3 separate regions of the Mus musculus genome follow, and all the other regions are linked to region 1. A link is a loop called in an ENCODE intact Hi-C map of the cell type or tissue named here. Cell type or tissue: heart. All regions are shown on one strand.

Region 1 (8,000 bases):
CGCCGATGTGGTTGGTGACTCACATCTGTAATGGGATCTGATGCCCTCTTCTGGTGTGTCTGAAGACAGCTACAGTGTACTCATATAAATAAAATAAATACTTTCTTTTTTTTGAAGCAGGGTTTCTCTGTGTAGCCCTGGCTGTCCTGGAACTCACTTTGTAGGCCAGGCTGGCCTCAAACCCAGAAATGTGCCTGCCTCTGCCTCCCAAGTGCTGGGATTAAAGGCGTGCACCACCACTGCCCACCCATTTTATTTCTAAAGCGTGTGTGCTTGTGTGTGTGTATGTGTGCGCGTGTGCATGTGTATGTATGCGTGCATGTGCATGTATATGTGTGTGGATGTGTGTGTGCATGTATGCGTGTGTGTGTGTGTGTGCGTGTGCATGTGTATGTATGCGTGCATGTGCATGTATATGTGTGTGGATGTGTGTGTGCATGTATGAGTGTGTGTGTGTGCGTGTGCATGTGTATGTATGCGTGCATGTGCATGTATATGTGTGTGGATGTGTGTGTGCATGTATGAGTGTGTGTGTGTGCGTGTGCATGTGTATGTATGCGTGCATGTGCATGTATATGTGTGTGCGTGTGTGTGTGTATGTGTGAGAGAAAGCCAACTTGTGGAGGCGAGTTGTCTCTTTCCATCACATGGATCCCAGGGATGGAACTCTGCCCATCAGACATAACAGCAGGCTCCTTTACCCACTGAGCCATCTCACCAGCCCCCTCTGCCACTCACTTACTTGTGTAGCATCTGAAAATTCCCCTTCTGGGGACACTGTCCATCCAGTTCTGCGGGAAGCCTCAGCACCGGGGACTTTGGAAAATCAGTAGCAAAGTTCAACCTGAGCTGCCTAGGGCTACACCAGCAGAGTCAGCCGAAGACTTACAAGTAGATGACCACAACAGACATCAGAGAAAGCTCTGCTGTGTTTCCAGTGGCTACTACGGCTGCACGGAGACTGTGTGCCTGCCCATAAGGGGTCTGTCTGAAGGGCTCCAAGTAGGACTGGGGATATCTGTGGGCTCCAAAGGGAGAGATGGAAGCCAAGACATATTACAAACTGCCAGGGGCCACACCCATGTCCCTTATCAAGAATAATCCTCGAAGGGCGTGCTAGCGCATGCCTTTAATCCCAGCCCTCAAGAGGCAGAGGCAGGAGGATTTCTGAGTTCAAGGCCAGCCTGGTCTACAAAGTGAGTTTCAGGACAGCCAGAGATACACAGAGAAACCCTGTCTCAAAAAAAAAAAAAAAAAAAAAAAAAAAAAAGAATAAATCTCCCCAAGGGGTGTCTGTGATATTCACAGACACCCTAAAACAGAATTACATCAGAAAACTACTTTTTGTTGTTGTTTTTTTGCAAGCATACCAGAAACTTAGCAAATCTTAAATACACAAATGTAAAGGTTTCTATATCCACTGCTTCTGACAAGTGTCTAGATATGAATGAGAGTAAAGAACCCGTAGGCAAGCCTGGGATGGTGGCACACTCCTCCCACCAGAGACTCAGGTGGGTTACACAGAGAAACACTGTCCCTAGGAGAAACAAAACAAAACAAAACAAAACAACCAAACCGATCATCATGGACTGATCCACCAGTGTACAGGAAGGCTACTGTAACACGCACACGGCATCCTTTTTCCAGTCACCACTTTCCAGGGCCCTGTCCACAGTAGCACAGGCTTCCCTTCAAGGTTATTACCAAGAACAAATCAAACCCCACTTCATTAATGTCCAGCAACCCTATGGACTCATGCCACCACCCACTGCATTTCCAAACTCCCATTTTGAACTTGGATTTCGTCCAGTGTTGCTTTGTACAGTTGCCCATTCTCCCCCAGGTTTCCACCAAACTCCTGCAAAAGTTCACACAAGAGATACAGTAAAGACTAAGAGTGGCTGGAGAGATGTGTCAGCAGGTAAGAGCACTAACTGGTCTGCCAGAGGTCCTGAGTTCAATTCCCAGTAGCCACATGGTGGCTCACAACCATCTGTAAAGGAATCTGTAATCCCAGCACTTGAGAGGCAGAGGCAGGCGCATTCTGGGTTCAAGGCCAGCCTGGTCTACAGAGTGAGTTCCAAGATAGCCAGGGCTACACAGAGAAACCCTGACTCGAAAAAAAACAAAAAACAAAAAACAAAACAAAACAACAACAAAAAAAAGCTAAGATATTCTACAGCTAGAATAAAGGGTAAAACTAAAAAGGAAAGCCTTTCTGTGTAAAGATGTGACTGTGCACACTAGCTACCACAGGTGTAACGCACACAGTGACTTCTCACTGCTATATCATTCAAGCATTTGCACTGCGGTGGTCCTCAACAAGCTCTGACAGAAACAGCACATCACCATTCTGGAATAATCAGTCATACCAGCATCCCCTATCTCCAACAGCAGTAGCACCCCCTACAGTCAGTGGTGCCAACTCCTCCCGCCCCTGCCCCTCAGTCATTGCTACACCAGGTGAGGTGGCTCAGAAGTTAAAAGCACTTGCTGCTCTTACTGCAGACCCCTGTTCAGTGCCCAACACCCACAACCAGACTGTTCACAACTATCTGTAACTTTGGGGCCAGCAGATTTGACACTCATTTCTGGCCTCTGAGGGCACCTGCATGTGTGTGGCATATATATATATACACACACACACTCCAAATCTGAGAAAACTTGAAGAAAAAAAAAAGAATCTGCCATTAAGTTCTAAAATGCATGATCAGAAGCTCGCTCCAGTTCTCCTGCAGGTATTACATTTCTGGCAACACGCTTCTTCCTGTTTATTGTGTGCCCGTGTGTGTGTGTGTGTGTGTGTGTGCCCGTGTGTGTGTGTGTGCGCGCGCGCGCGCACGCGCACGCGCACGTGGAGGGGTGCATTTTTGCCAAGGAACCCATCTGCCATTTGAAGTCAGCCGTAACTTGTGAGAGTTGGTTCTCTCCTACTGTGGGATCCCAGGGCACAGAACTCAGGGTGTATGGCTTGGTGGCAAGTGCTATGTCACTGGCCCCAGGTCGTTTCTTTTTAATTACAACAGGCCAGGCAGGACAAGTGATTCCCTAACTGACCTTGCAGCTCCCAAGCCTAGCCGACACAGCCGCTGCTGTCAGTGTGCAGAGACCGCAGTGTTCTGTTCTCCACCTACAGTCTGTAAGCGAATTCATTAATGTGTGTTCACGTGGTGCCACCTACTGGTGAGAAGGAGCTCGAGGAAGTGCTAAGCTAAAGCTGCAGGGGGAAGGCCGAGAAGAACTGACAACCGTGAAAGTCTTCACTGTGGGAGCACGGCCCTGGGAGACACACGCGCTAACTGGGCAGATGAAGAGGGTATTTCAAATGCAGCCCAGGAACCAACCAGCACAGCTGGAGGAAAGGGGGGAAGAGGCACAGCTGCAGGAGGGGCTCGCGGCTCCTGCAGAGGAATCTGAGCTGAGGTGGAGGGAGTCCCTGGGGATCACCCTGAGTCAGCTCCATCTCCACCAGGTACAGTTTGAGGTGCTGGAGAAAACTCCTGTACCATCTGAAAGCTCTCCGGCACTTCTTGCATTCACACAGCTTCTCCGCAGAGTGAACAATCTGGTGCTGGAGGAAGGCCACGCCCCTCCGGAAGGCCCTAAGGCTCTCCTTGCAGACGTAGGGCTTCTCTCTGGTGTCTATCATCCAGTCCTGGGTTAAGGCCCCGCTAGAACTCAGATCTTTCCTGCACTGCCTGCACTTGTAGGTGATCCTTCCAGTCGTGGCTGGACCTGAAGGCTTTGCGGCACCCTTTACATTCGAAGGACTTTTTCTCCCAATGTGACTCATCTGGTTACGCAGCAGCATCGAGTTGTAGCTGAGCCTCCCCCCCCCCCGCACCCCCCTCCCCGCATTCTTTACATACTTAGAACGTCAGACCTGGATCCTGGAAGGATCAGATTCGGACTGGAACTGAATGTCTTCCTTGCTGTCCGGTTCTCACAGTCAAAGTGTTGAGAATCATTTCGGAGCACCGCCCCACTAGGGACTCTGCGGGGTGCTATCTCTTAAGAGGCTTCCTGACTGCTGGGTGTGGTGGCACACGCCTTTAATCCCAGCACTCGGGAGGCAGAGGCAGGCGGATTTCTGAGTTCGAGGCCAGCCTGGTCTACAGAGTGAGTTCCAGGACAGCCAGGGCTACACAGAGAAACCCTGTCTCAAAACAAACAAACAAACAAACAAACAAACAAACAAACCAACAACAACAACAACAACAACAACAACAACAAAAGAGGCTTCCTGACTGAAAGGGAGTTCTTCCGCCCTTGGTCCAAGACTCAGTATCTAAGCAATGCAAGCACAAGATGAGAGGCCTTAGCTAGTGCCTAGGAGGAAAGCGGAGCCTGATAAATAATTTTCCTTGCAGAGTGATTTTGAGACATACCTTTGAAATGACTACAAGATCTGAAAGAAGATAATGAGAGGGGCTGGGGAGATAGTTCAGTGGGTAAAGGCACCTGTGGTTCCTCCAGAGGACCCAAGTTCAGTTCCTGGCAGCGTCAGTAGCTCACAACTGCCTGTGACTACATTCCTGGAGGCATCTGGCTCCTTCTGGCCTCTGGCATTGCCCAGACATGTGGTAGTGGTGGTGGTGGTTGTTGTTTTGAGAAAGGGTTTCTCTGTATAGCCTTGAATATCCTGGGCCTCACTTTGTAGATCGGGGGGGGGGGGGGTAGGAGGAGGGTGACTGTGCAGGTGGAAGGGTAGGAGGACAGTGAGTGTGCAGGGGGGGGGGGTAGGATGACACCCGCTGCCTGTCCTCTACAGTCTCATCTGTGACAAACACAACGTAGATCTAGATAGTATGGCAGGTGGAAGTTTTAAAACAAAGTCACTTTTTCCACCACTTATGGCCTAAACATTAAATTCATGCCTGTGACCAATGTCAGCTGGGTCACCAAGGAGCACCATCCTTGACCCTGCTGGAGCCCAGGCCTGCTCCATGCTTCAGAAGACATAAGGAGTTGTAAGAGGCTGTGAGGACAAAGCTGACTCGGGGAGTACCTAGGAGGCGGCCGCCTTTGGGAACTGCACGTGAAGCAGCTCCTCCACACCCAGGTGAGACTCCTTCCCTAGAGCAACTCGAACACCTTTCTACAGAGCTTCGGGGCTCACCAGGACTGCAGCCTCTTGGACACTCTGCGGCCCAGGGCACTTCTCTCTGCAGCTGGGAGACCAGAACAGGTTTGTGAGACAGACATTCAACTAGAGAAGAAAAGGAGGGAAGACAAGTTGAGGACATTTGCCAGTGGGTTCCAGAGACCTCTATCAGCCCACCTTCCTTCAGGCCTGACGGAGAGAGATGGGGACTTCAGAAGATAGAGCAGCATTGGGGGTCTAACCTGGACTCCATGATACAGCCAGGGAGATAGGACCTGGGCCTGGGCCTCTCAAGAGGAATCTCCCTTGGGAAGGATGCTCGTTCAGGTGCTCCCCTTGGGGAGCACTTCCACAATGGTGGACACCAACTCTCTACCCAAGGAAGGAGAGACAGAGATCTCCTTGACATGCCAAAACAGAGCCACACCCTTCCGTGGAGTAAGTGACACGCAGGTAGATACCACAATTACCAGGAATGCCCAGCAACTTAATCATCCTCCCAAGTTGGGGAGCTGAGTCCTTCCTACAGGCATCCAACCCCAAGATCTCGAGAGTTCCCAGAATCCCTGAGGAGGCACCTGTGGCCATAGTTCTCCATCATCATATCTGTACAGACCCTGTTGTGTGCAGGCTGCAGGCTGTTCCACTGACTCTGTGTGAAGTACACAGCCACATCCTCAAAGGTCACCATCCACTGAATCAGCAAACTCCCGATCAAGCTTGAGCGAGACAGGAGGAGCTCTGAGCTTCTGAGGAGTCCACAATCCCCAGCCCTCATGAATCGCAGCCAGCACCACAGCCAGAAACCAATGCACCAATGTTCCCGTTTTCAAATGTGCAGCCCCAGCTCTGTGCCACCCACACGGTCTGGGGTCTCTCACTGCCGTTCCAATCTACAGCCTAATACCCAGGCAATACTCTCTTCCTGGTAACCATAGCAACCAGAAAGGAATATATTCCTGGATTTACAGATTGCCCTTCAAGGAATGATCATCCTCGTGTACTCCTGTGCCACTTGGCTTTTCTAAGTAAAATGCATTTTCTATTAATTCTTTGAGAATTTCATACATGCATACCAAGTATTTTGATAATATTCACTTCCCGATCCTTCCCTAACTCCTCCCACACCCACCCTTCAACCCCCACCCGACCCCCATGTCTTGTCATGTGTGTGCATCTCCACGCCCAATCTGTACTGGTCATATGTTCATGGTGTGGTTGACTACCAGGGGCCACAGCCTTCAAGAAACTGATACTCCCTCCCTGAGAGAGCACCAACTGTCCGTGGCTCCTCAGCTAGGGGTCTGGAGCTCCTGAGCCCCTCCCTCCTCCATGCTAGAATGCAGACCAGCTTGAGACCTCATGTAGGTTATATGCAGGCCACCACAGCTACTGTGGGATCATGACTGCAAAGGCTCTGTTGTGTCCAAAACTCTCTTCAGGGTGAGAGACTCCTCCCTGATCTCTGGTTCTTACAATCTTTCCACACTCCTCCATGATGGTCCCAATCTTGAGTGTGACTGAGATGACCATTTGTGGCTGAGCACACTTATTCCCTGCAGTTTGGCCTGTTGTGAACTTCAGCATTAACCACTGTCCCCTGCAGAAAGGACCTCTGATGCAGTCTGAGCGTTGCACTAATCTGTCTATAGAGATAAATAATTTAGAGGGCAGTTTGACCCCCTGGTTGGGGTCACCCCCTGGGCCCTATAAACACCCACCTGTGGGTCATGTGGTACTAGGCATGTGTTTCCTTCTGTGGGAAGAACCTCAAAGCCAATCAGAAAGCAGTTGGTTTCCCCACGCAACATCAGCCCACTGTTGCACCATGGACAATATTTTGCCAAGCTGGTCATTACTATAGCTTGGTGTTCACAGCTGAAGATTGTTGGTAAATCCACCCTGACCTCCCCACCCCCCAGAAACCTGCACATGACCCTCTGTTACCATGACAACAGGCGGGCAGGAAGTCAGCACCAACTTGATTTGTTTACGTGCCATGACCACGGTTCCACCAACACCGGGATGTGTTGGCTGTCATTCACCCTGACTCCACCCATCTGCAGTGTAGGGAATCAACCCCATTTGTTCCTCCCTAGCTTCTTTTCAGGTTCCCAGCACCAAACACCGTGTAGAGCACCTGAGCTCTGAAAAGTCAGTGCTTTACAAACCATATGTCCCTGTCTCTCGAGAAAGCCAGCTCTCTTCAAAGAGTTTGCGTGTTCTGGCTTCCTAGAAAGAACATCTTTATAACTATGGGTCTGACCCCAATGGAGTCACAGAACTAAATGTGAGTCACAAAAGCAACAGCAAACATCTTCTGAGTTTAGTGACCAAAAAACTGATTTAAATCAAGTGCGTAACAAGTCCAAGGTTTTTCCACCCGTGTGGTAACGAGGCCACCTCAGGTGTAAACATGGTGTGTGTGTTCGCATGACAAGAGTTCAAAAAAGAAGACTCAACTCTCAAAAGTGTCTGTGGAAGGCACTCACAAGCCTCAGGTCACAGCAAACCTCGTTCTCAGCCCCTCCCCTCCTCCAGAAGGTTCAGTGAGTAAAGTTACTTGCTGCATAGCCTGACTACCTGGGTTCCATCTCTTGAACCCACACGGTGGAAGAGTTGATGCTTGAAGGTAGTCATGTGACCTCCACACACCCTCTGTGGCACACACGTCTGTATACACACACAAATAAGTGTATGGGAAGTGAAAGAAAATTCGCACACTGAATACTGGTCTCTTGACAATACGACCACAATGAATGAAGCAAACTCTTCAACACGTTTTAGTTTGTTTTAATGGATGAATGTGGTCAATGTCCGCCACACAAACTCAGGTACTCCCAGAGATCCCTGGAAGAACCTGGAGTGATAGGAGGTTGTGAAATACTCCGCAGGG
Region 2 (8,000 bases), 660 kb before region 1:
GAGTCTCACTTGTTTCCTCACTTGAATCCTATAAAGGTTTTTTTTTTAATCAAGAAATCAAGACCAATGAGAGTTTGGATCTCACTCCTTACCATGTTAGTTTTCAATGAGAAAAAGGTTTTCAAATTTTGTTTATTATTTCACAATTTCATAGATGTGTAATGTACTTTGCTCATACCCCCTTCATTGTTCTCTCCCCACTCTTATCCTCCCCCCCCCCCACTATCTCCCCTTCACCCTCAAACCCTTAGTTCCCATCCTACCTTTGTGTCTTTTTTTCCCAATGAAAGTTTTATCAACATGACTTTTCTACATGACGTTTTTCAAGTCACTCTGAAGCACTACTTAGTAATTTATCAATGTCCAGTGAGGTCATCAGAGCCACCTCATTAAAGCTAGTGTTTATTAAAATAGAAGAATAGAGGCTGGAGAGATGGCTCGGTGGTTACAAAAGCACCAGCAGTTCTCACAGAGGCCTTGGGGATTGAACCAGCTGTAACTCCAGTTCCAGGGAGTCAGACGCCCTCTTCTACCCTCCATGAGCACGGTGTGCCTGCGTGCACATGCCTGCGTGCAGGCAAAGCACAGATACATATAAAATAAAATAAAGGAGAAAATTTCAGCCAAAGAGAAAGGCGTTCATAAGATTAATAATTTATATTCTCCAGGTTTTTAAAAATCACAAACTGTCTAAACTTCGACACTGTGATTCGTGTCCTGTGTGTACGTGACAGGGAGTTTCCCTGCACGGGGCCGGCACTGTCATAGTTTATGTATGCGAGTGTGCGTGTGCATGCTCCAGTGTGCATGTGGAGGTCCGAGAACAACCTTCAGGCGTCAGTTCTCTCCTTCCACCGTGTGGGTTCCAGGGTTGAACTCAGGTCATCACACTTGGTGGCAAGCTCCTTTACCCATTGAGCCCTCTTGCCAGCCCCACTTCCCCATCTTACAGCTGACTCAGGTCATCAGTACGTAGTGGCTGGTAGTGATGACTGATGCCCGTGTTTCTCTCTCTCTAGACGGTCCAAGGTTGCTCGGGTGGTCGGCATGCTGGCCTTGCACACAACCGAACTTCAGGAAAATGTGCCTGTTATCGAGGTGATTTCTTTCATTACTGATATGTTATATATGGCAGGAAAGATTGCTTCTGATTTTATAACTTAGCACACTCAGCTTTCATTGGTCTCCACTTAATTTTGATTTGGGGGAATTGTGCAGTTATAAGACGTGGCCCTTGGGACCCTCTGTGGGCTCTAACTTACAGTTCAGCTTCATGTGGAGTTTGGCCTCTTGGAAGCCGCAGAGACCCAGACAGCTTTAAAGCCCGGCTTGTACTTAAGTTGGTTCCTTCTGGGTTTTCACACTGAATTCACTATTTCCCCACTTGTCCCGGGACAGCAGTTCCCTGACAGGTGAGCCCTGTGCTTGGAGGTTCTCTGTCCTGAAGACCTTTTTTGGAATCAGCGTCACCCTCCCCTGCCTTATTTTGGTGCTGGGAGTCTCACTGAGGGTCCACACGTGCTAGGCACGCACTGGCATTAGCAAGGGTTTTGCTGGGTGTGGTGGTGCCTTTCATCCCAGCAGGGCAGACCTGGTCTACACAGGAGCTCCAGGCCAACCAAGGCTACATAGTGAGACCTTTTCTCAAAGAACTGAAAATGGGAAGAAGAAAGGAACTTATGTGGCTACCCAGCGACTCTCTGCCTGTGCAGTGAATGTCACCACCATGTGCACACCCCGGCTGTGTGCAGTCTGTGATGTAACTTAACAGTCAGGGCAGGCTCAGAGTGGCTGATGTGAGCCCAGGATGGTGGCAGCAGCAGCAACAGGGTGGATGAACCGGCAGGTCATGGGGATGAGCAGGCAAAAAGTAAACGCTTTTTTGAGGGCCTCGTGGCTGGGCTGCCTGGGGAAGATGTCATTAAGGTGGATCTTCCTACAGTTAATTGAGAGAGACCCTCACGGATCTTCCTCGAGGCTCATATCATAATTTGTACCAGATCCAGCTAGGTGGACAACCTAGGCTAGCCATCGCTCACCTACACAGACATACCCATACCTAGCCTTGTTTCCTGGTTGCACTTTGATGACTGTTGACAGATTTGCTAATTGCTATGATAATATTTGAAAGCAAAGGCTGGCAGAATGAATTCTGTTTTTTGTTTTTTTTGTTTTTATTAAAGATTTATTTATTTATTATATGTAAGTACACTGTAGCTGTCTTCAGACACTCCAGAAGAGGGTGTCAGATCTTGTTACAGATGGTTGTGAGCCACCATGTGGTTGCTGGGATTTGAACTCCGGACCTTCGGAAGAGCAGTCGGGTGCTCTTACCCACTGAGCCATCTCACCAGCCCGAATTCTATGTTTAATATTCAAACTACTGTATCATCACAGACCTGCAAATGAAAGCCAGAATGATGTGCCCAGTAGTCACCATGTTGTGGGAACTCAAAACTCCACACAACTATAAATGTTGCGGGGAGCACTGGGGAGCAGTGGCTCCCACGGACTGCTGGTGGGAATGCAAGTGGGTGTGGCTGTTCTGGAAGACCTGCTATTTCTCCCAGGGCTGAAGACATCTTTCCCTGCGATCCCATAGCCTCTGTCTGCTATCCCCCTGCTCTGGGTCCCTCGTGGCATGTGAAGGCACGTGCACTCGTGGCCTGTGGAGGCATGTGTACCTGCAGTGTTGTCTGTACCAACCTCACACTTATCAGAATGGATAGAGTGGGGATGCTCACTCCACGAGGCACCAGCAGCACTGACAAGAACAAGCCACAGTCTGGGCTGGAGTGAAGCTCGTGGGTAGTGCTCGTCATGGACATGAGTGGGCAGAACCATGAAGTGACCCATCTGGGTACCGAGGAGTGCCCAGAGGCTGTGGCTGCTCTTGCCCACAGGCCCAGCTCCTCTAGAGAGCTTGTTTCAGGGTTCCATCTGGGAGCTCAGCTATCCACACACTTGCCTGAAGCCTGGTCCTTTTCTATGGGGAAGGTCCTCTCCTTTGACAGAGGCTTCAGGAGGGAGGAAGGGGAAGGGGGCACCCTCCTTGCCAGCCAGGTCAGCCAAATCAACCCTAGCCATCAGTGAGGTGACAGATGCCGCAGCCAGGTCCGTCCTCACATCTCAGTTCCCCTTTGAGATGTCTGCAGGTAGATGTCACAGGAATCTGAAGACGAGGACCCCCTTGTGACATGATTGGGGGAAACTAGGAAGCTTCCTTTATTCCCATGGAGTCTTGTGCTAGGGACTTCCTGGGTCTTGGTTATCAGAAGTTCCCCACTGAAGGGATTCCCTGGGGTCTGTTCAGGGAACATCTTGAGTCACCTGGGACCTGGCCATCATCACCCCTGTGATGGGCTTGCCTCACTCCTCCTCCATACACGTGGCTTGTCATCTCAGTGCTTGCTCTTGCCATTGCCTATGAGAAGCCCTTGGCCATCAGTTCCTGGGCCACACTGTGGCCACTCCCCCAGGCTTAGGCCACGCCCCCGAGGTGCAGGCTGCGCCCCAGGCTCCTCCTCCTTCAGCTCTGCAGCTTTGCTTTTCTGCGTTTATTAGGATGAGATGCAGGGACCTGGGAAACACTGTTTTTCTCACTTCCTGTTTTACAACTTTATTTTTGTGTGTAGTGTATGTGTTTGTACATGTACATGTTATGTACACATGTGTGTGTGTGTAAGGGCCAGGGGTTGATGTCCTGTATCTTCCACTGTCCCGCCCTACCTTACCTTCGCAGACGGGGGTCTCTCACTGACTGTCTGGACCGGTTGGCCAGTAGCTTGGGAGTTTATACCTGTGGGGGTTTGAATAGGTTTGGCCCCATAGATTCATGTGTTTGAATGCTTGGCCATAGAGAGTGGCACTATCAGGAGGTGTGGCCTTACTGGAGGAAGTGTGTCCCTATGTACGTGGGCTTTGAGGCCTTCTATGCTCAGGCTCCGCCCAGTGTGGAAGATGGTCTCCTCCTGGCTGCCTTAGGATCAAGATATAGACCTACCTCTCTACTCCTCCAGCCCCAAGTCTGCCCGGAAACTGCCATGTTTCCTGCCATGACAATAGCGAACTAAACATCAGAAACTATAAGCCAGCCTCAATTAAATGTTTTCCTTTATAAGAGTCACTTGGCCATGGGGTCTCTTCACAGCATTGGCCACCCTACCTAAGACAGGACCCAAGCCTGACTTTGTACCTCCAGTGCTAGGGTCGCAGAAATGCGTGACTGTGTTTAACTCTTATGTGGGTGTTATGGATCTGATCTCGGGTCCACACCCTTGTGTAGCAGATAATTTTCTCATTGAGCTGTCTCTCCTCCCCCCATATTTTACAACTTTGGCAAAAATAAAAAATACTGTATGCAGTTACAATGTGTTACAAGGTCAGGCTGAGCACACTCCATACCTGGTCACTGTGACACAGCTGTCCCCAGTTGTCAGAGACAACCCAGGAAACCTCAGTGCTCCTGACCTGCCATGTGCCCTGCAGATCAGCTGTTTCTAGGGAACAGCTTCCCTAAGGAGCTGTTTCTAAGGCTCTCTTGCTCTCTACTTTCACAGGCTCAGAATGGTAGTGTTCATGGGAGGGTCTTTGTGCTGTAATTTTTAGATGATTACAATATCCAAGAGACACAGCTTTAATAACATGACAAAGTTAACTTGTCTGATTATAGTCCTGAACTTGACAGAAAGAAATTGTGAATTGTGTGTGTGTGTGTGTGTGTGTGTGTGTGTGTGTGTACCTGTACTTTAAAAAAAAAAAAAAAGACAGTCTCTCTATGTATCCCTGGCTCACCTGGAGCTTCTATGTAGACGAGGCTGGCCTCGAACTCACAGAGATCTGCCTGCCTTCTCCTTCCAAGTGCAGGGATTAAAGATTTGTGCCATTATGCCAGGTTCTGTGTACATTTTAAATTTTATTTCTTTCATGTACTTTAAAATACTTTTGTTATAAGAAATTGGCTATGTCAATTTCAATAGCCACTAGGTGGCAGTCAAACACTGAAGAAAACGTGGTAGATTTGGCAGTCTGTCTTCAGCCTGGTGGCCTCTGGCTTGGCAGGCACAGGTACGGGGTGTTTGTTTGTTTTTGTTTTGGTTTTTTTTTTTTTTTTTTTTTTTTTTTTTGGTTTTTGGTTTTTGGAGACAGGGTTTCTCTGTATAGCCCTGGCTGTCCTGGAACTCACTCTGTAGACCAGGCTGGCCTCGAACTCAGAAATCCGCCTGCCTCTGCCTCCCAAGTGCTGGGATTAAAGGTGTACACCACCACGCCCGGCTACAGGTACGGGTTTTGTCTTCTCACAGTGTCTGGAAGTTTCTCCTCAGTATCATCTGGCAGTTGCACTGGTCACAGTTTCCATTTGAAGGTTAATTCCTGGCGGCCTTTCTAGAAAAGGGCAGACGGCGGCTGGTGTGATTTGTGGGGATGCTGCTGCTGGACCTCAGACTTAGAACTCCTGGGTCAGGTCTCTAGAACTCGCTCTGACCTACCTGGCTTCCTCTTACCTCATCTTTGCTGCCAGCACAGCGCTGGCCGAGCTTCCACTGTGAATGTACGAGCATTTTTCTTTGGTGTTTTAATTGAATTTCCTCAGAATACAACTGTTTAATATGCTGACAGGGTGAGTCCTTGGGGGTCTCATGTGTAACAGCTCTCAGTCCTGGGGTGCCTTCCATGGGTTTAGTCCCAGGAAAGCAGTGGATGCCTTAGGATGCTGAAAATGTATGTGACTGTGAGCCTCTAAACCAACGGCCCAGGCTAACCCTTTCACTGACGTTTTTCTACACTGGAAGATGTCAAACATAAGAGTCAGGTGTGTAGGCTGGCGCTGTTCTCTCAGTCATGGTCAGTTCTTGGCCAACCTTTGATCCCTTCTCCCTGCTGCTGCTTCTCCTCTGTCTCCCTGCTTCTCCTTTGTCTCCCTGCTGGTCCTTCTCCTCTGTCTCCCAGCTGCTGCTTCTCCTCTGTCTCCCTGCTGCTCCTACACTTTCCCTGCTGCTTCTTCTCCTGTCTCCCTGCTTCTCCTCTGTCTCCCTGCTGCTCCTTCTCCTCTGTCTCCCAGCTGCTGCTTCTCCTCTGTCTCCCTGCTGCTCCTACTGTTTCCCTGCTGCTTCTTCTCCGGTCTCCCTGCTTCTCCACTGTCTCCCTGCTGTTCCTTCTCCTCTGTCTCCCAGCTGCTGCTTCTCCTCTGTCTCCCTGCTGCTCCTACTGTTTCCCTGCTGCTTCTTCTCCTGTCTCCCTGCTTCTCCTCTGTCTCCCTGCTGTTCCTTCTCCTCTGTCTCCCAGCTGCTGCTTCTCCTCTGTCTCCCTGCTGCTCCTACTGTTTCCCTGCTGCTTCTTCTCCTGTCTCCCTGCTGCTCCTTCTCCTCTGTCTTCCAGCTGCTGTCTCCCTGCTGCTCCTTCTCCTCTGTCTCCCAGCTGCTGCTTCTCCTCTGTCTCCCTGCTGCTCCTACTGTTTCCCTGCGGCTTCTTCTCCTGTCTCCCTGCTTCTCCTCTGTCTCCCTGCTGCTCCTTCTCCTCTGTCTCCCAGCTGCTGCTTCTCCTCTGTCTCCCTGCTGCTCCTACTGTTTCCCTGCTGCTTCTTCTCCTGTCTCCCTGCTTCTCCTCTGTCTCCCTGCTGCTCCTTCTCCTCTGTCTCCCAGCTGCTGCTTCTCCTCTGTCTCCCTGCTGCTCCTACTGTTTCCCTGCTGCTGCTTCTCCTGTCTCCCTGCTTCTCCTCTGTCTCCCTGCTGCTCCTACTGTTTCCCTGCTGCTTCTTCTCCTGTCTCCCTGCTTCTCCTCTGTCTCCCAGCTGCTGCTTCTCCTCTGTCTCCCAGCTGCTGCTTCTCCTCTGTCTCCCTGCTGCTCCTACTGTTTCGCTGCTGCTTCTTCTCCTGTCTCCCTGCTTCTCCTCTGTCTCCCTGCTGCTCCTTCTCCTCTGTCTCCCAGCTGCTGTTTCTCCTCTGTCTCCCTGCTGCTCCTTCTGTTTCCTTGCTGCTTCTTCTCCTGTCTCCCTGCTGCTCCTACTGTTTCCCTGCTGCTTCTTCTCCTGTCTCCCTGCTTCTCCTCTGTCTCCCTGCTGCTCCTTCTCCTCTGTCTCCCAGCTGCTGCTTCTCTTCTGTCTCCCTGCTGCTCCTACTGTTTCCCTGCTGCTTCTTCTCCTGTCTCCCTGCTTCTCCTCTGTCTCCCTGCTGCTCCTACACTTTCCCTGCTGCTTCTTCTCCTGTCTCCCTGCTTCTCCTCTGTCTCCCTGCTGCTCCTTCTCCTCTGTCTCCCAGCTGCTGCTTCTCCTCTGTCTCCCTGCTGCTCCTACTGTTTCCCTGCTGCTTCTTCTCCGGTCTCCCTGCTTCTCCACTGTCTCCCTGCTGTTCCTTCTCCTCTGTCTTCCAGCTGCTGCTTCTCCTCTGTCTCCCTGCTGCTCCTACTGTTTCCCTGCTGCTTCTTCTCCTGTCTCCCTGCTTCTCCTCTGTCTCCCTGCTGCTCCTACTGTTTCCCTGCTGCTTCTTCTCCTGTCTCCCTGCTTCTCCTCTGTCTCCCTGCTGCTCCTACTATTTCCCTGCTGCTTCTTCTCCTGTCTCCCTGCTTCTCCTCTGTCTCCCTGCTGTTCCTTCTCCTCTGTCTCCCAGCTGCTCCTTCTCCTCTGTCTCCCAGCTGCTCCTACTGTTTCCCTGCTGCTTTTTCTCCTGTCTCCCTGCTGCTCCTTCTCCTCTGTCTCCCAGCTGCTCCTTCTCCTCTGTCTCCCAGCTGCTCCTACTGTTTCCCTGCTGCTTCTTCTCCTGTCTCCCTGCTTCTCCACTGTCTCCCTGCTGTTCCTTATCCTCTGTCTCCCAGCTGCTGCTTCTCCTCTGTCTCCCTGCTGCTCCTACTGTTTCCCTGCTGCTTCTTCTCCGGTCTCACTGCTACTCCACTGTCTCCCTGCTGTTCCTTCTCCTCTGTCTCCCAGCTGCTCCTTCTCCTCTGTCTCCCAGCTGCTCCTACTGTTTCCCTGCTGCTTTTTCTCCTGTCTCCCTGCTGCTCCTTCT
Region 3 (8,000 bases), 630 kb before region 1:
CTGCTGCTTCTTCTCCTGTCTCCCTGCTTCTCCTCTGTCTCCCTGCTGCTCCTACACTTTCCCTGCTGCTTCTTCTCCTGTCTCCCTGCTTCTCCTCTGTCTCCCTGCTGCTCCTTCTCCTCTGTCTCCCAGCTGCTGCTTCTCCTCTGTCTCCCTGCTGCTGCTTCTCCTCTGTCTCCCAGCTGCTCCTTCTCCTCTGTCTCCCAGCTGCTGCTTCTCCTAGCTGCTCTTTCTTCTCTGTCTCCCTCTGCTTCTCCCCTGTCTCCTGGCTGTTCCTTCTCTCCTCTTTTTCTTTGTTCTGACTTTCTTTCTTGCTGGAATATTTTTAAGAAAATAATAAATAATATTAGTTTACTCATAGTTATGATTTATGTAATATTATTTTTATGTATGTGTTTTTGTGTATCTGTGTCTGAGTAGAGTTGTCCTTGCAGGTCAGAAGAGGCCTTTGGGTCTCCTGGGGCTGGCACTGCGGGTGGTTGTGAGGCACTTGGTGTGGGTAGTGGGGGCCAAACCTGAAGCTTTTACAAGAGCAGTGGCTGTGTTCAAGCGCCGAGCCTTCTCTTAACCCATGCTTGGGCCCCACCTTCTCTTTGCACAGATCCACCTAATTTCCTGCCTCATACTCCTTTGGGGCCTGAGTGGTGTCACACTTTTGGGGATACCTGCACTTCATATATATGCATGAACCTGGTTTCCTCTACAGTTTTTCTATATAGCATTTATTATTATAGATATTTTGATTATAATTTATTTTTCTAATTATAGCAGTGTAGCTATATAAATCTCCTAACATCTCCCTACAGTAAAACCAAAAAAAGACATTTGGAAGTGCAGGCTAAATGTGACAAAAAGACTAAAAATGCACAAGAAAGGGAAGAAAATTCTCAAAAGTCACAGTGGACCTTACATGTTGGCCTGAAGGTTCCTGGCATAGGCCTGGCTTGTAGCCTGACCTCGGATGTGATTGTTTACAGCCCCTGATGTGGCTAATTTCAGTGAACTTGTTCTTGGATTTTTTTTTCTAGTTAACAAGCTTTTGTTTATTTTCTGTTGAAAATGTGTGCAATTAGTTAATCATATTTCAGTGAATCTGGTGGGGTCAGGACACAAAGGTATTGAAGCCCAAAAAAGTGTGAACTAAACAGACAATAATGTATTTCATTAGTTCTTTGAGAGTGTCATAGCTTTCTGCCTCAGCTTTCTTCCCCACCCCCCAAGTTCCATAAAGGACATTTTGTGAGTTGTGGGGTAGGGGCTGCCTCCCGCTCCAAGCCAGAATGCTAACAGGCTTGGCCCTGTGCGGACAGGCACAGGTGCTGTGAGTCCATGAGAGAGTCCTGTTCCTTTCTGTCCTGTTTCGTTCCTGGCTCTTACAAACTCCCCGTCCTGTCCTCCACCATGAGCCTTAGTGTGTTGGGGTGTGGGATGATGCAGCAGCTATTTTGGGTGGAATACTTCACAGTCACATGCCTTCTCCACTTTGGCCAATCGTGAGCCTCGGAATTTAGCACCGCCCACTGCACAAAGAAGCTTCTCCAGTGAAGGCAAGAGCGGTCAAGAGCCGCACTAATGCGCATGGCTACAGCGTTAAGGATTGAGAACAAGAGCCGCACTAATGCACAGCTAGAGTTAAGTATTTAGAAGGCAATTGGGCCCTGTGTCCATTAGCAAACTAATAGTAGCAGGCTCCCTCTAAGGGCCTGTGAGCTCCCCACTTCGGGTTCTTGTCCAGCCATGCAGAGGTAGGCGTGTAATTTCCTCTGTGTGAGGGATCAGGCCTGGAAGCCAATGAGAGGGCGGTTGGTTGCACTCATGGGTGTAGCTCACCATGCCGGTTATTACAGTCCAAGTGTGCCCAGCTGGGTGAGATTGTGTCCACCTCCTCCCCAGCGGCCTGTGTGGTACTTCTCAGTACCATGAGAGCGACATAGCAGGAGGAAGTGTCCCAATCAGCACCAGTCTGATTTCTTCATGGCCTATGACCCGTGTGTGCAGTGTCTTCAGCCACAGGGTCTGATGGGCAAGCGAGAGCAGGGCTAAACAGACACTTTATCGTGTGAAAGGTCTCAGGAACATGGACAGGAACGTTTCTAATGCATGTGTGCATATATTAATTTCAATACTCATGAGACTTCTGACCTTCTTTTTGGATTTTCTGGGAAATGATAAGTAAGAATTGAATCATCACATTTTTGTTTATGTACACAAACATTCTTGGTCTGTCTGTGTTGAGCCCCAGTGTTCCTGTCACCGGGGGACTGCCACATCCAGAGTCACTTTTTGCTAAATATCTCACAGCAGGTAATTTTTACAGGATGCACTTTCTAACTTCTCACGTGAACCGTGAGTTCCTCTCCTGTGTTTGTGGCTCTGCCCGACTCTGCTGTCCACGGTTGCTTGGGCAGGCGGGCACCTGGACTCCGTTCTCAGAGCATCGGAAGGCGTGGGAGTCTGAATGCAGTGTCTCCAGAGCCTCGCCAGCCATTGTATTCAATGCTCTATTAGATGAAGAAATGCAGAGAGAGACTTGGGGATTGAAGGATCTGCCCAGGCACTGTAAGAGCAGGTTCCTGAAGCAGAAAAAAAAATGCAATTTAAAACAAGCCTCTTTTGTAGTGCCACTGTTTGAGGGAGAGTTGAAGGTCCAGTCTTTAAGAATATGCTAACAAGTGGGTAATAAGGCTCTCTTGCTCTCTATTTTCATAGGCTCAGAATTGTAGTATTCATGTGAGGGTCTTTGTGCTGTAATTTTTAGATGATTACAATATCCAAGAGACCCAGCTTTAATAACATGACAAAGTTAACTTGGCTTCATTGAGAAACATTTCTCGGATGAGCAGGTGTGTGCTGTTCCCACGAGTATCACTGGGGTAGGCAAGATGGCTGAGCAGGAAGAGGTGCTTGCTACCAAGACTGACAACCCGAGTTTAATGCCCAGGACCCGTGTAGTGGAAAGAGAGAGCTGATTCCTGAAAGTTGTCCTTTGGCCCCCACTTGTACACTTGTACACTTGCACTTGTATGTGCACCCCTGATATATAGTAAATAGATGTAAAATAAATACGTATCATTTATACCCCCGTAGGGCTCTCCACAGCCCTGTGGCAGCCTGGAATCTGGGTGAGGCAATAGATTTCCCTCCATCCTCCTCAAGTTCTCTGTGTGCTGGGGAGAGAGGGAGGAAAGGCCGACGGTTCCGTGTCTGGGGAGAGGGGGAGGAAAGGTCGACGGTTCCATGTCTGGGGAGAGGGGGAGGAAAGGCCGACGGTTCCATGTCTGGGGAGAGAGGGAGGAAAGGCAGAAGGTTCCGTGTCTGGGGAGCGAGGGAGGAAAGGCAGAAGGTTCTGTGTCTGGGGAGAGGGGGAGGAAAGGCAGAAGGTTCCGTGTCTGGGGAGAGAGGGAGGAAAGGCAGAAGGTTCCGTGTCTGGGGAGAGGGGGAGGAAAGGCAGAAGGTTCTGTGTCTTTTTTGGCCACAGGGTCCTGCCCTGGCATAAGGCAGCCGATGCAGCAGTAGAAATGGCTCCCTGCTGGGCTCTGCAGGGTGTGAGGCTCCATGTGTGGTCAGGAAGGGGGGACCAGAGGCCAGGCCTGCAGTGTGGACATGACACATGGATACGTTGTCCTTGGGGACTCCAACATTTTCACACGCATGCACGCGCACACACACACATGCACACAGACACACACACATGCACACACGCATGTATGTGCACACACGTGCATGTGTGTATCTGTGTGGGTTCACAGGTATGGAGGTCAGAGGAAAACTTGCTGGAGTTAGCTCTCTCCACTACTGGGGATCTAGTGCAGCTCATCAGACCTAGTAGCCGCTGAGCCATCTTGCCAGTCCTCTTTGACTTGAGGAGAGCTAACTGAAATTAAAATGGTAAAACCAATACTTTGGGGAGTTGTGAAAAACCTCAGTCATTCAAAGCAAAGGAACCCATTCTCAGTTAGGCGGAGTGCATGGAGCAAGTGTTCCTAGCAAGAAAGGCCGGACGCGGCGCAGGTGCAGGTGGACACCACCCTTCCCTTTCTGTGGCTCTCGGGCTGATAAGGGAGAAGCCAGGAAGCAAACGTTCCTGAAGGGGACCATCTTAGTCAGAGCCTCCCAGCCATGGTGCGGTGGGAATGAGACTGACCTGCCAGGGCAGTGCACTGAGGGCCGCTGGGGGCTGCGTGGAGGTGGATTGCAATTACTTCCTGGTCCATTGGGGGGTGTGGTGGGATGGGAATAGTGGAGATGGCCATCTGGATGACAGAACTGGCTTAAACTCTACCAGCACAGTTGTCTGATCCATTTGTTCCCTCCAGCAACAGAGGGCTCTGATGTCATTAGCCTGCTACCTGCTGGCCCAGTGGAGCCCCAGAGGTTCTGGGTGGCCTCTGCTCTTGGTGGCCTTGGCTCTTGAGTGTCAGTTAGACACTCAACAGAGGCAGTTTCCAGGGAGCATGAGCAGAGAGGCCAGTGCTGCTGAGCACAGACTTGTTTCCCATCTCACAGAGGCAGCCCAGGCTCCTCATGACCACGCCTGCCCTCTGGTGGCCACTCAGGGGAAGCACTGGAGTCTGGACAATGTGTTCTCATTGAAGAGCTCCATCCACCCTGCTTCCATTTGCTGTCTATTTAAATATTCAAATGCAGGTCTGCTGTAAGCTTCTGACCCACTGGCACGGCTCTGTCCCACAGTCCATTTCTGTCTAATGTAATATATGTGTGTTATTCCAAGGTTGTGGGTCTCAAGGATTCCTCTCTCCATGGTCTTTGAGGGCCCCCTTGTGGGAGGTTAGCCAAGATGCAACCTCCATGCACACAGGCAGAGAGGTACTCTGCTTGGCTTGGTTTTATGAATACATTATTTTTGAAAAACAATTATCTGTAATTGGTGCTTGGATCGACCCAGTTCCTGGGCACTTGAGGTGAGTGGCATGCTTATGAGCTGTGTCCTGGACTCCCACACCATTCCAGCTGTGCAGAGGTCACTGCTGCACCTTGCCCCATGTTATATAACAGTGTATATACTATTATATATTACATGCTGCACCCTGCCCCATGTTATACAACAGTATTTATACCATTACATATTATATGCTGCACCCTGTCCCTTGTTATGTAACAGTATATATACCATTACATATTATATGCTGCACCCTGCCCCTTGTTATGTAACAGTATATATACCATTATATATTATACATAATAGTAACGGCCAGTGCATTGCTGCATTTCATTTTATCCCAGTGTCAACCATGCAGCTTGCTTCTGATTGCCACATGGAGAAGGGCTGTGGAAGGATGATTGACAAGGCCTGGGCTGGCTCCTGACATTAGAACTCTCCACAGGCCATATGCAATATATCCCTTGTCGGAAGTCAGTTCTAGTAGCATCTTGGCACTCATCAGTGATCAGCAGGCGGATGGGGTGGGGTCTCCAAAACCCAAAGGGTTGGACATCCGTATTGTGGTAGGCAGTACATGGTGCAATAAGTTCTTTTACTTTAAATTTTTTTGTTATTTAGTTTTATTTGTGTGTTCATCTCCCTGTTTGTATGTGGACCACCTGCATGCAATGCCATCTTAGGCCAGAAGAGGGCATCAGATTCCATGGACTGGAGTTACAGGTAGCTATGAGCCACCTGATGTGGGTGCTGAGAACCAAACCTGGGTCCTCTGCAAAAGCAACAAGTGTTTTTAACCACTGAGCCATCTCTCCAGCCACCTCCCTTTATTTGGAAGGAAGATTCTTGTGTACTCCATACTGTGGGTCTCTTGAGGTTACTGCCAGTGCCACACAACATGAGCCTTTTCAAGGTCTGCCTCTCACTGTCTGCCATGTGGCAGAGTCCGGCTCAGGTGCAGCTAGCAGAGCATCACCAACACAATGGGACAGATTGGTGTCCTGTGTGTGACCAGACAATCCAGGGTCCTTCTGGGTAGGCACAGCAGGAGACCTGACAGGGAGGCAACCGGGAAGTTTACTGTCAGTATCTCCCACTTCATCTCTGGCCTGAAAAGGCTGGGCCCTTCAGAGCCCTTCAGGCTGGTGCCCCCCAGGCCCACTTCTGTAGGATGCGTCTGAGGGTGGCACAGAAGGCTGCACCCAGGGGCAGCCCAGCATTTCCAGCTGCCTCAACTTCCAGGCCAGTGTTTCTTCACTTTGGTGGCTTGTTAGAGTTCTGGGTACTCAGAACAATTCTGTCAAGGATGTTCCCAGACTAGGACAGACTCCTTGGAAGTAGATGCAGGCACTTACAGATTTGAAAACTCATGGTCCTACTACGTGGGCCAAATGAGCCCAGCACAGTGCCCTAGGAGCCCGGGATCACCAGACAGCTGGCTACAGTGCACATTATCACACCTTAAGACAGGATGTGGTTTTGTGAATTTTTGGTGACTCCCATGTGGGCTGAGGGAGGCTCTGGAGATCTGAGCCTCTGACCCCAGGAACCGGCCAGCCTCACTGTCCCTTGTCCCTGGCTCAGTCCCGGTCATGGAGGGAGAGGTTCTAAGTGTGCATGTGCATTTGCTGTTGACTCCTGTTTGGTTATATTCTCAGGGGGGTGGGGAGGGACGATGACAGACAGCAGACAGACGGACATTTCCTCACTGTTTCCTTTAACACCGAAGAGCCCTTGTTTCTTGGTGCCCTCTCTTACACACTGGCCCTTTTCTTATGGACATCTTGATGTGGACGGTCCATTTGATAGCACACTAAGGACAAGCCCTGGGGTTTGTCTCTGGTTCCCTTTCAGAAGCCATTTCAAAGTCAGTCACCAAGATTCACCACCATTCACCTGAGTTAAAGCTTGCTGTGTGTGCTAAGTTGCCTGGTTTCCTATTTTTTCTCTCTCTGTCTGTCTGCCCCATTTTGGTCTTTGAAACTTCTTTCTTTTTTTTTCTTTTTCTTTTTTCTTTTTACCAGCTCTGTCATGAGTCTATCAGATTTATCTAACATTAAATAATCCCAATAGGAGGACATTTAAATTATTTTGCCTGGAAATGGGCAAAGGGATTTCAACACAGCCAGTCTCTTCATTTACATGGCAAGGTTCAGCACTACACAGTGTTCAAAAGGTGTTTTTATTATTTATTTTGCTATGTGGTCTCAGATGTGAATTCAAGAGGACCCTGAGACAGACTGCTGGGGGTTTGGAGTTTATTAGAAGTTATTAATGGCATGGGCAGACAGACAGACAGACAGGCAGACAGACAGCAGTGTGTTGACACTCTGAGAACAGTTTAGCCCTAGCACCAGAGACATAGCTGTGGCTTTGAGGAGAGGAATTAGGACCCACATGACAGAGTGGGTCTCTTCCCATCTGGTTCTGAGGGTGGGGAGGCTTGATAGCACAAGCCTGCTGCGGGGCTCTCAGATTTCCAGGTAGGGAAAAGGGGGCTGGAGGCAGCATGTGTGGCCACCAGTGCCCCTTGGTGTTGTCTCAGTAGGAGCCTGTGCTGTCTGTCTGTGAGGGGAAGTGCTGTGGCCAGGGCAGCAGCTGGGCTCTGACATCGCCTTCTTTCCTGTATGTGTGTGAGCCCGTGTGGCATGAGCGCAGAGGGCCCCTTCAGGGGTCACGTGACGTGCAGGCAGGCAGGTGTGAGAGCGGCTCACCCATCTCACCTCTCTACTCTGCTTTGTGATTGTACCTCCGTTAATAGGAACATGTTTTCCTCCTTGTTACTGTCCATTCACGCCCTCCATTTGTTCCTTTTTAAAAAAAGAACTGACTGTTTTATGTGTTGGGCTGTTTTGCTGTATATATGCATATACACCATGTGCTTGCAGTGCATGAAGAGGACAGAAGAGGGCGCCAGATCTCCCTGGGGCTGCTCTTACAGACAGTTGTGAGCTGCCATGTGGATGCTGGGAATTTAATTCCTGTCCTCTGGAAGAACAGCCAGTGCTTTTAACCAGCTCTCCTTTAACCACTGAGTCACCTCTTCAGTCCCTTTCCTTGCCTTTTATATGTATATATATATATATATATATACATATAT

Evidence for each region. Peaks named below come from ENCODE experiments on the same cell type or tissue, not always from the same donor. Only the 100,000 strongest peaks of a DNase experiment are listed, where the experiment ranks them.
Region 2: it touches region 1 in a loop (4-fold over the local background); 11 of 42 quality-filtered maps call a loop at or near these places.
Region 3: a loop joins it to region 1, with 2.4 times the contacts of the local background. A loop is called at or near these places in 2 of 42 quality-filtered maps.

The regions. Positions count from the first base shown.
Region 1 is chr9:120,577,955-120,585,954 of GRCm38, reverse strand. 5830454E08Rik (RIKEN cDNA 5830454E08 gene) reads right to left here. Exons shown (of 1, transcript NR_073359.1): 1 at 7,882-8,000. Among named protein-coding and RNA genes, the nearest start is that of 5830454E08Rik, 4.6 kb to the right of the region's middle. In heart, a CTCF peak has its summit at 3,195 (motif pointing left); DNase peaks (open chromatin) are centred at 3,184 and 3,604; H3K4me3 peaks cover 1,911 bases; H3K27ac peaks cover 1,841 bases.
Region 2 is chr9:121,237,464-121,245,463 of GRCm38, reverse strand. It overlaps Ulk4 (unc-51-like kinase 4), which reads left to right. Exons shown (of 37, transcript NM_177589.3): 17 at 1,020-1,098. Among named protein-coding and RNA genes, the nearest start is that of Gm34735, 29 kb to the left of the region's middle. In heart, a CTCF peak has its summit at 4,980 (motif pointing right); a DNase peak (open chromatin) is centred at 5,043; H3K27me3 peaks cover 782 bases.
Region 3 is chr9:121,212,334-121,220,333 of GRCm38, reverse strand. All of the region lies in intron 17 of Ulk4 (unc-51-like kinase 4), which reads left to right. Among named protein-coding and RNA genes, the nearest start is that of Gm34735, 54 kb to the left of the region's middle. In heart, CTCF peaks have their summits at 4,561 (motif pointing left), 5,572 (motif pointing right) and 7,801 (motif pointing right); a DNase peak (open chromatin) is centred at 4,543; H3K27me3 peaks cover 355 bases.